Regions from separate parts of the Homo sapiens genome. Here region 1 is linked to region 2. The links are chromatin contacts, found by Hi-C or POLR2A ChIA-PET in ENCODE. All regions are on one chromosome and are shown on one strand. Each heading gives the region's core, a stretch centred on a gene start or an enhancer-like site at or near the end of the contact. The rest is flanking DNA. Distances are from core to core; before and after follow the strand shown.

Region 1 (5,578 bases), core at 2,000-4,499, 250 kb after region 2:
AAGATGGTCTGACTTATGATTTTTTTTTTTTTAACCAGAGTCTCACTCTGTCACCCAGGCTGGAGTGCAGTGGTGCGATCTCGGCTCACTGCAACCTCCGCCTCCCGGGTTCAAGCGATTCTCCTGCCTCAGCCTCCTGAGTAGCTGGGATTACAGGCACTCACCATCACACCTGGCTAATTTTTGTCTTTTTAGTAGAGATGGGGTTTCACCACATTGGCCAGGCTGGTCTCAAACTCCTGACCTCAAATGATCCGCCTGCCTCATCCTCCCAAAATGCTGGGATTACAGGTGTGAGTCAGCCACCATGCCTGGCTTTTTTTTCTTTCTTTTTTTCTTTTTTTTTTTTTTTTTTGAGATAGAGTCTCTCTCTGTCGCCCAGGCTGCGGAGTGCAGTGGCATGATCTCGGCTCACTGCAACCTCGGCCTCCTGGGTTGAAGTGATTCTTGTGTCTCAGCCTTCTGAGTAGCTGGGATAACAGGCACGCATCACTGTGTCTAGCTAATTTTTGTACTGTTATTTAGTAGAGACGAGGTTTCATCATGTTGACCAGGCTGGTCTTGAACTCCTGGCATCAAGCAATCTGCCCACACTAGCCTCCCAAAGTGTTGGGATTACAGGTGTGATGTGCCCGATGACTAACAATTTATTGACTTTACAATAATGTGAAAGTGATACATTTTATTTCTTTTTTTCATTTGTCTTTTTTTTTCTTCAGTAAAGATGGGCTCTCACTATGTTGACCAGCCTGGTCTTGAACTCCTGGCCTCAAGCAATCCTCCCATCTCAGCCTCTCAATGTGCTGGGATTACAGGCATGAGCCACTGCACCAAGCCAAAAGTGATACACTTTCAATAGAAATCATATTCCATGCACCCATACAGCCATTCTGTTTTTCACTTTCAATTCAGTATTCAATAAATTACATGAGATATTCAACACTCTTGTATAAAATACAAGGCTTTGTGTTAGATGAGTTTGCCCAACTGTAGGCTAATGTAAATGTTCTGACCACTTTAAGGTAAAGTAGGCTAACCTATAATGTTCAGTAGGTTAAATGTATTAAATGCGGCCAGGCACGGTGGCTCACGCCTGTAATCCCAGCACTTTGGGAGGCCGAGGCAGGTAGATTACTTGAGGTCAGGAATTTGAGACCAGACTGGTGAACATGGTGAAACCCCATCCATACTAAAAATACAAAAATTAGCCGAAGCCAGGCACGGTGGCTCGCCTAATCGCGACACTTTGGGAGGCCAAGGCAGGTGGATGACCTGAGGTCAGGAGTTCAAGATCAGCCTCGCCAACATGGTGAAACCCCATCTCCACAAAACATACAAATATTAGTCAGGCGTGGTGGTGATGTCTGTAATCCCAGCTACTCGGGAGGCTGAGGCAGGAGAATTGCTTGAACCCAGGAAGCGGAGGCTGCAGTGAGCTGAGATCACGCCACTGCACTCCACCCTGGGTGACAGAGTGAGACTCCGCCTCAAAAAAAAAAAAAAAATTAGCCAAGCATGCCAAGCGTGGTGGCACATGCCTATAGTCCCAGCTACTGGGGAGGCTGAGGCAGTAGAATTGCTTGAACTTGGGAGGCAGAGGTTACAGTGAGCAGAGATCATGCCACTGCATTCCAGCCTGAGTGACAGAGCAACACTCCGTCTCAAAAAAAAAAAACAAAAAACAAAAGTCAATATCCTCAGCTTGGGTGACAGAGCGAGACTGTCTCAAAAAAAAAAGTCAATATCCTGGGGCAAAAGGATATGAAACTGTTCTAGATCCAAAAAGATTTTTGATAAATAAAAAATAATAAATAAATAATAAAAAAGAAAACAAAACAAAAAGAAAAGAAGGAAAAAGAAAACACAAACACACACACAAAAGAGACTAAATAGACATAATGGCCAAACACTAAGCTCAATTGTATCCTGGTTCCTAAAAACAGCCGTAGGCTGGGCACCGTGGCTCACACCTATAATTACAGCACTTTGAGTCACCGAGAGGGGAAGATCATTTGAGCCCAGGAGATTGAGACCAGCCTGGGCAACATGGTGAGATCCTATCTCTACCAAAAAAAGAAAGAAAAAAGAAAAAAAAAGCTGTAAAAATTATTCCTCGGGTAATTGGAGACATCTGAACACAGCTGAATATTTAATAATGATATAAAGTTACTGCATATTGGCCGGGCGTGGTGTCTCACGCCTGTAATCCCAGTACTTTGGGAGGCCGAGACGGGCGGATCACGAGGTCAGGAGATCGAGACCATCCTGGCTAACATGGTGAAACCCCGTCTCTACTAAAAATACAAAAAAAAAAATTAGCTGGGCGTGGTGGTGGGCGTCTGTAGTCCCAGCTACTCGGGAGGCTGAGGCAGGAGAATGGCATGAACCCGGGAGGCGGAGCTTGCAGTGAGCCGAGATCGCACCACTGCACTCCAGCCTGGGCGACAGAGCGAGACTCTTGTCTCAAAAAAAAAAAAAAAAAAAAAAAGTTACTGCATATTTTGTTAGACGTGACAAAGGTTTTGTAAAAGAGGAAGTCTCAAAGTATAGCCTAGAGAACCCTGACATTCTGCAAAATCAAAACGATTTTTGGACTTTTTGCCCATTTTCACTCGCATTCCCCAAAAACATTTGGGGGAGAGGGGCGCGGTTCTAAAAGTTTCATGACCTATAGTGACATAATTGCTCTGATGGCTGATGAAATTTGTGCTTGTTTTTTTTTTTTTTTTTTTTTTTTTTTTTTGAGACAGTCTTGCTCTGTGGCCCAGGCTGGAGTGCAGTGGTGCGATCTCGTCTCACTGCAACCTCTACCTCCTGGGTGTTCAAGTGATTCTCATGCTTCAGCCTCCTGAGTAGCTGGGATTACAGGAGCGTGCCACCATGCCCGGTTAATTTTTGTATTTTTAGTAGGGACGGGGTTTCATCATGTTGGCCAGGCTGATCTCAAACTCCTGACCTCGGGTGATCCGCACACCTCGGCTTCCCAAAGTGCCAGGATTACAGGCGTGAGCCACCGCGCCCGGCCTGTGCTTGTGTATTGTTATATTTTGTACTATTATTTCAATGTAGATTTTAAAAAATTCAAAATAAGAAATTGTGGGTGGGGAACATATAACATCTTGACCTAAAGCAGCCTTCATTGTCCCTGAAACTTGTCGAGTGATTTCCGCAACAGCCCAGCCTGCCTAACCCCAAATTCTTTCAACAAATTCATTCTTCCCTTCCATGATGCATCATGTCTGTGACACATCCCCAGAGCTTTTCTTTCATCTGTTGCCTGCAGCAGCTAAACCTGAAACTACCCCCATCAAAGAAACATAACCCAGAAGGAATCCTGTAAAGCATTCAGCTTGCTGGCCTTGGAGTTCCCACGGCCTACACTGCCCCCTGGTGGCAAGTAAGCTCTCAGCTTCTTTTCCATTTGGTTCCCAAGTTCTTTCCCTTCATTACTCAAAACTATAGTAAACACCTCTTATCTGCCTGGGATACATTTCAAGACCCGGAGTGGATGCCTAAAACCGCAGATAGTACAGAACCCTACACACTATGCTTTTTCCTATACATACGCACCTATGATAGAGTTTAATTTATAAATTAGGCACATTAATAAATCAATAATAACTAATAATAAAATAGAACAATTACAGCAAGGCATGATGGTGCACGTCTGTAGGCCCAGCTACTTGGGAGGCTGAGGCGGGAGGATCACCTTAGCCAGGGTTCAATACCAGCCTGGACAACATAGCGAGACCCCCACCCAAAAAAAAAAAAAAAAGAATAGGTCGGACACAGCAGCTCAAACCTGTAATCTTAGCACTTTGGGAGGTCAAGGCAGGTGGATCACTTGAGGTCAGGAGTTCGAGACCAGCCTGGCCAACATGGTGAAACCCCATCGCTACTAAAAATCTTTTAAAAATCAATTAGCTGGGTGTGGTGGCACTCGCCTGTAAATCCAGCTACTGCTACTCGGGAGGCTGAGGCAAGAGAATCGCTTGAACCCAGGAGGCAGAGGTTGCAGTAAACCAAGATTGTGCCACTGTACGCCAGCCTGGGCAACAGAGTGAGACTCCATCTCAAAAGAAAAAAAGATGAAGTGATGGATGGTTAGAGATGTACACTGTAAAAAAAAATTTTAAGCCTGGTGCAGTGGCTCACTCTAATCCCAGCACTTTGGGAGGCCAAGGAGGGAGGATTGCCTGAGCCCAGGAGGTCGAGGCCAGCCTGGGCAATGTGGCAAAACTCTGTCTTTACAAAAAACACAAAAACTAGCCAGGAGTGGTGGTGCACACCTGTAGTTCCAGCTATTTGGAAGCCTGAGGCAGGAGGATCGCTTGAGCCAGGAGGTTGAGGCTGCAGTGAGCTATGATTGCACCACTGCACTCCAGCCTGGATGACAAAGTGAGACCCTGTCTCAAAAAAAAAAAAAAATTTTTTTTCAGCTTTTCTCTATGCTTGAAATTTTTCATAATAAAATGTTGGAAGAAAAATTACTCGTTTCACAATGTTAAAAGGAGGAAGTATTGAAACCCACACTTGAGCCACATAAGAATCAATGGTGGAGCTTTTAAAACATGCCAATTCCTTGTGTCCACCCAGAACAATTAAATCAGACTCTCTGATTCTAAGGGACCTGGGGGATCAGTGTTTTCAGCAGTACTTCTCTAAGCCAGCATATTTAACAGCAAACCTAACTTTCTGATTCGGCCACCCTGTGGCAGCTAAGATGTTCACTTCTCAATCAGTTTATTAAAAAAAGAAAACTTGGGCCAGGTGCGGTGGCTCACTCCTGTAATCCCTGCATTTTGGGAGGCTGAGGCACGCAGATCACTTGAGGCCAGGTGCTCACGACCAGCCTGGCAGTATGGCGAAACCCCATCTCTAATAAAAACATAAAATTTAGCCAGATGTGGTGGTGCGCACCTGTAATCCCAGCTACTGGAGAGGCTGAGGCAGAAGGATCACCGAAAGGCGGAGGTTGCAGTGAGCCGAGACTGCGCCACTGCACTCTAGCCTGGGTGACAGAGTGAGGCTCTGTCTCAGAAAAAAAAGAATTACTCCTGTTTTGGCGATCCACTGCCTTGTAGCGTCATCATGTATTAAACAGTCCCCTGCTGTGTACTTTGTCCCCTGCCCTACACCCCTGCTGTCTTTTGTGCACATGAGCAAGGGTGTCTCTGGGCTTCACACCTAGAAGGGGAACCTCTGGGTTGGAGATCCTGAAGGCAGCCAGCTAATCCTTGAAACAGCCTCAAGAGGAAGGTGCTGTGATAAACCCTGTGTTTTAGCGCAGGGAACTGAGGCTCCCAGAGGGAGGCAGAGATTGCAGTGAGCCAAGATTGTGCCACTGCACTCCAACCTGGGGGACAGAGTGAGACTCTGTCTCTAAAAAAAAAAAAAAGAAAGAAAGAAAACTCATTCTACAATGAAACCACTTAAATTTGTCCCATCTTTTATGTAAGATGAACAACCAGTTCAAGAAACTGGGAGTTTCTATGAAAATTAAACATTTGTCGACTCAGTGACCCAGAAAATCCAGTCCTTAGAATTCATGACAATGTTCCCTAAGATATTAGCAGAA
Region 2 (5,472 bases), core at 156-2,655:
GGGTTCCAGAAGTTTAAAAGTGATGCTAGGAGGGGGAGACAGCATCAGTTAATATTGAGACCTATGTATTGTGGTGAAAAGATGGGGCCCTGGGTCCTGAGAAGGTCTCTTCCATCCTCAGCCTTGAAGATACACACACGCACACATACAAACAAACACACACAAAAAACGGGCATGTGTGTTTGTGTATGTGTATGTGTGTGTGTCCTACTGTCCTACTAGGTCAAGGTCAGCAGCATGACCCCCATTCCTTCAACACTTCTGACCTTGGCATTTTTCTGTTTGGAATCCTCTTCCCCAGGGGTCCACACGGCCCCCTCCACACTGCCCTCAGGTCCTGCTCACATCAGGGCATCCTTAGACTTCTTTCCTGACACCTCCTTCAGAGACCCTGGGTCTTCCCTTTCTGACCTTTCCCTGCTCTGCTCCCTCCAGGGTTCTTGTCAACACCTGATCTCACATTCTACATCTCTTCGCATGTCTGTCTTCCTCCCCATGACAGCGTGAGCTCCGTGAGGACAGGGACTTTTGTGATCCTGGTTGCACCCCAGTGCCTGGGACAGGCTGCAGACTCCTGTAGATGTGAGAGTTCTCAGGGCCCTCCATGCCCTGGGTGTTTTTTTTTCCCCCAATTGTTGAGGTTTTTTGCTGAGGATAGTGTTTCATGTCCTGCTTATATTTTTATTTGAAGTGTCATCTGATATAGTTATTATTATCATTTTTCAAAATGTGGTGGCCCCGGATGATTAATCAGGAAAACAGAACACTTAAGATTTTCCTACCTCTTACCAATTCCGGTTCAATGTGACTTTCCTCTTTTGACCCCTGTCCCTCTCTGGTGTATTTTCCCCTATCCAGGCTGCAACAGAGCCTTCTTTCCTTTTTTTCTTTTTTTTTTGAGACGGAGTCTCGTACTGTCGCCCAGGCTGGCGTGCAGTGGCGGTATCTCGGCTAGCTGCAACTTCTGCCTCCCGGGTTCACATGATTCTCCCACCTCAGCCTCCCGAGTAGCTAGGATTACAGGAGTACACCACCATACCTGGTTAATTTTTTATATTTTTAGGAGAGACTGGGCTTCACTGCATTGGCCGGACTGATCTTGAACTCCTGATCTCGTGATCCACCCACCTCAGCCTCCCTAAGAGCTGGCTTCTTTTATTTTACAACCCCATCCTCTCCAGGAGACCCCATCCAGTCACTCCGCTTCCTCCCCCTGTCCTCTCCCAGGAAGTTCTCTCCTCACCTGTGAGCAGGAGCCCCTTCCAGGTGATGCGCTGTGTGCAGGAAGGGGCTGGGAGGGGCCCCATGGTCTCTGCTGCCTGTGTGTTCTCCTCTGTGGAGATGAGCCTGGGATCCAGAAGCTGTCTGAGCACGGCTGTCAGCTGTGCTGTCCTTCCTCCTTCTGTGCTGAGCCTCTTCCCGGGGCAGGAGCACTTCTCAAGCTCATGGGCGGGGTCAGTCCCAGGACACCTCTCTGTCCCCTTCTCTCTCAGTCCTGCCTCCTTGTCCCTCCTTCTGTTTTTCCTTTTGTCTGTGTTTCAGGTCCCTGGGAGTTGTGGAGGCCTCTGCCTTTTTCAGCAGTGATTCTTTCACCAAACCTCAACACACACTTTGTGCAGACACACACACACACACACACACACACACACACACACAGAAGAGACACACACAGACCCACACAGTCAGGCACATACCCTGCAGGTTGGGCAAGCACAGTCCTGGGCCTCAGCCTCCTGCTGTCCCCATGGCTCTGGGTTGGGGTGCACATTCATGCCTTTTACCCTCTTTCATCCCCATCTGGCTCTCCCCTTCAGTGCAGGAGGCTGGAGATGCACCAGGTCCCTGTCACAGTGACACCCCATTGTGCTGTGGGTGAGCTGTGTGTTGCCTGGTGAGAGGGACCCTTCCTTTCTCTAATCGTGTCAAGCTTGACTGCAGCTTCCAAGGATGGACTTTCAGGACCTGGGTGTCCCAGAGGAAACTGTCCTTCCTGGAGGTGTGCAGGGTGAATCTCTCATGCCTCTTAGGAGGAGAGGCCTGTGCTGGTTGCTCAGTGGGGGCTGTGAGTCCCATAGTCAAAGGGACAGTTCTCTGTCAGTCTATGGCTCCCTGGGGTCTGGCGGCTGAGCTGGAGCTCAGGGTTTCTCATGTTCTCCCTGACCATCTTTGATGTCCTCTCTTCTCTGCCCAGCTGATTGTCCTGTGGTCACCACACCTTCCCCGTGGTGGTGCAGGAGGAAGTGGGGAGTTACCCAGGAACCCCGCGGGACATGGCTCATTGAGACGCAGGAGGGGGAGCCTGGGACAGAGCAGGGGTTCAGAGCTGGAGAGATTCATCCCGACTTACTCCGTGGCCATGATGGGCTCAGCCCTCCATGTGCTGACACACCCAGGGGTCTGTCCTGAGGGTTTTGACCTGGCCAAGCTGCTGTCTGTAGAGGAGGAACAGGCAGTGACCAGAGAGGCTCTCTGGAGGGACGTTGCTCACACCTGAGAGGGCGGGTGGGGGTGAGTTGTGTTCTGGGAGCAAAGAGCAATAACACCGCCCTTCTCCACGCAAGTACACAGGAGAGGTCTGTCTTCCCAAGGGACAGCTGGGGGTAGGTGGCCACATCCCGGATGGTACCTGTGAATGACCATCACACGCTCTCTGAGCCCCCTGGGGTGCAGGGGGCAGGCAGGTGACAGGGTGCCTGGCTGATTCCCGGGGAGGCTGTGGGCCCTCAGGCAGCCGCTGTTCTGTGTCGGCGCTAGGCTTGGCCTGGGAAGCCCCAGAGAACAGGACAGATGGAGCAGGGGCAGGCATTTAGGGAGCAGTGACAGAAAGAGTTGATGAGGATGGAGAGAGTTCACGAGGGGAAAGCGCCCAGTGTGGCGTCGCGTGCACCAGCGCTGCCCTGGGAGATGCCTTTAGCTGGGCCCAGGGAAGGAGCAGGTGTGTGGGGCAGGAGCTCCCTGCAGAGGGAGTGGTGTTAGGTTGGCGGCCGCCAGGTCAGGGAGGAACTGACAGAGTCCGTGTGGGGAGCATGGAGGGTGCTGAGGACTTGGGCCGAAGTGACCCTGGTGAGGGTGGACCCTGCTGGGCTGTGGGTTCCGCTGAGGGAGGTTGGCATCCCCTGGGAAGGCTCCAGGCTGGGAGGGACTCTGTCGCCCTCTGGTGGACAGGGAGGGAAGTGTGAACGGCAGCAATCCCAGGCCAGGCTGCATGTTTTATTCCACTTCACACGAGGTCACACATATGTTATGTTACAGCTCCTTCACCTTCCAGCCCCGTGAGTCCCAGTCTCTGTGGCTCTACGTTCACTGTTATCCCTCTTTCACAATCAGATGTCCCAAACGCAGATTTTTGTCACCTTCTGTGAGTTTGTGTTTGTGTGCAGTAGGCAACACTGTGAATACCCTGGGGGCAGTGATGCCTGGGGCTGAGCACTGCACATGGGTTTGAGAGCAGAAGAGGGAGCAGCAGGGTGGGAAGATCAACGTCAGGGGGGCAAGGACAAGTCATTTTCATTTTCTCACTCCCAGGGACCAGAACCCAGGATTCTGACTCCAGGGCACAGTACCACACCCTGCTGGTGTCCCTGGATGTCATGATGCTCATAGTGTCATGTTGCCTTGGCATTCATTTTTTAAGGTGTAAGTTTATTTGCCTCAAATCAGAGGCAGGGCTTGGTCACCATGGTAGTTTTCAATACTGTGTCTGGTTCAAGTGGCTCCAGTTGGTGTCCAGAGATAAAATCTTAGAGGCATCTCTCCTGCTTGGTGTGCTGGGCTCCCCTCTCTCAAGCTGCTTTCTTTAAACTGATAATTCTGACATTCGCCCTCACATTTAAAGTGACTACCTCTCAGTCACAGCGTGAGCTCCTGGTCCCAGTGTTTGCTGCTTGCTTTGAACACATCCATTAAAGCTCCCTGCTGGAAACCTGTCAGATAACACCCTGGACTTAATAAAGCCATTCGCTTACAGGTCTCTTCTCTCCTCCCTGCATGGGGTCACTGACCACTGTGTCTGTGGTCTCCAGGTGTGCCGAGTGCTCCCTAGTGTCTGGAAGTAGTAAAAATACTTACATTTTCACGTTGTGGTTGTATTGCTGTTGCCTCACATGCCATCCAGGGCCTGACATTGAGGCTGCCCTATGGGACCTGTGCTGGTTGAGCCCTTGCTGGAGCTCTTGTTTTGGGGCCTTTGATTCTCCTGGGGACAGGAGCTTCCAGCTAATTTGATTGAAATACTGATGTGTTTCATTGACACACTGGGTCAGATGATGTATTCATGGGCTTCAGCTGCCATAACAAACACCTTAGCTTGGGTGAACGATATAATAGAAATCTATTTTTCACAGTTCTGTGAATAATGTGCTATTTCAACCACTTTAAAATGCACAATCAAGTGAAATTAACCACATACACAGTGTTAAATTACCATCACCACTATTTTCCCTAGAAAATTTTTATCATTTTAAACTGAAACTTTGTATCTTTTAAACAATACCTCCTTGTATGTTCCACCCTAGACTTTGATCATCTCTACTCTGTCTCTATGAATTTGCCTATTCTTGATGTCTAATATAAATGGAATTATACACTTACGTTAATTTGTTTCTGACATATTTCACTTAGCATAATATTTCCAAAGTCCATGCATGTTCCAGTGGGTATCAGAGCTTCATTCCTCTTTATGGCAGATTAACATTCTGTTGTATGTGTCACCATATTTATTTATTGATGTGTTGAGGAGCACTTGGATTGTTTTCATATTTTATATTTTGTGAATAATGCTGCAATCAACATTCCCATGCAAGTACCTGTTTGAGTCCCTGGATTTAATTCTTTGGGTATATACCTAGGAATGGAAGTTGTTTCAAATGAGAATTCTATGATTAGCTTTTTGAGGAAAAGCAAAACTGTTTCTCCTTTTTATATTCTCACCAGCAATGTATGAAGATTCCAAATTCTACATAATACTGGTACTTGTTATTTAACATTTTAAAAGAATGGTAGCCAGTTTTGTAGGTGAGTTGTCGTGTCTCATTGATGCTTTGACTTTGTATTTTCCTAACGACTAATGATGTTGCGTATCTTCTCATGTCCTTCTTGACTATTTGTATATCTTCCTTGAAGAAATGTCTATTTGAGTCTTTTGCCCATTTATAAATTGGATGGTTTGTCCTTTTGTTATTGAGTTGTAGCTAGTTCTTTATATTATCTGGACATGAAAACTGCCTATATGTGGTTTGCAAATATTTTCTCTCATTCTGTATCTATTAATTATTTTCTTGATAATTTCCTTTGATGTACAAAAGGCTCACATCTTGATAAAGCCCAATGTATATTTTTTTCTTATTTCTCATGCTTTTGTATCATATCTAAGAATCCATTGCACATTTGAGGTCATCAATATTTACATCTATGTCTATTTTAAGATGTTTTTATGGTTATAGATCTTATATTTAACTCACTGATCAATTTTTT

The links. A loop is a pair of places that touch in the nucleus more often than their neighbours do. ChIA-PET counts read pairs that join two places held with the same protein, here RNA polymerase II (POLR2A). Pooled maps may share reads with other maps.
Region 1: a loop to region 2 is called in a map of CD8-positive, alpha-beta T cell, with 14 times the contacts of the local background. The contact joins the enhancer-like site here to the promoter of PSG9 in region 2. A Hi-C loop is called at or near these places in 1 of 168 maps with a recorded cell type or tissue (CD8-positive, alpha-beta T cell) and 10 of 50 pooled maps. POLR2A ChIA-PET finds 5 or more read pairs at or near these places in 2 of 52 experiments (BJ and IMR-90).

What each region holds. Positions count from the first base shown.
Region 1 is chr19:43,516,287-43,521,864 of GRCh38, forward strand. The region is part of intron 3 of ETHE1 (ETHE1 persulfide dioxygenase); the gene reads right to left. Among named protein-coding and RNA genes, the nearest start is that of ETHE1, 8.1 kb to the right of the region's middle. Within about 2 kb of position 3,250, at least 2 of the 41 ENCODE cell types and tissues checked have a DNase peak (open chromatin) inside an H3K27ac peak, as active enhancers do.
Region 2 is chr19:43,268,125-43,273,596 of GRCh38, forward strand. PSG9 (pregnancy specific beta-1-glycoprotein 9) reads right to left here and starts at 1,406. Exons shown (of 6, transcript NM_002784.5): 1 at 1,244-1,406; 2 at 1-25. The coding sequence starts at 1,307.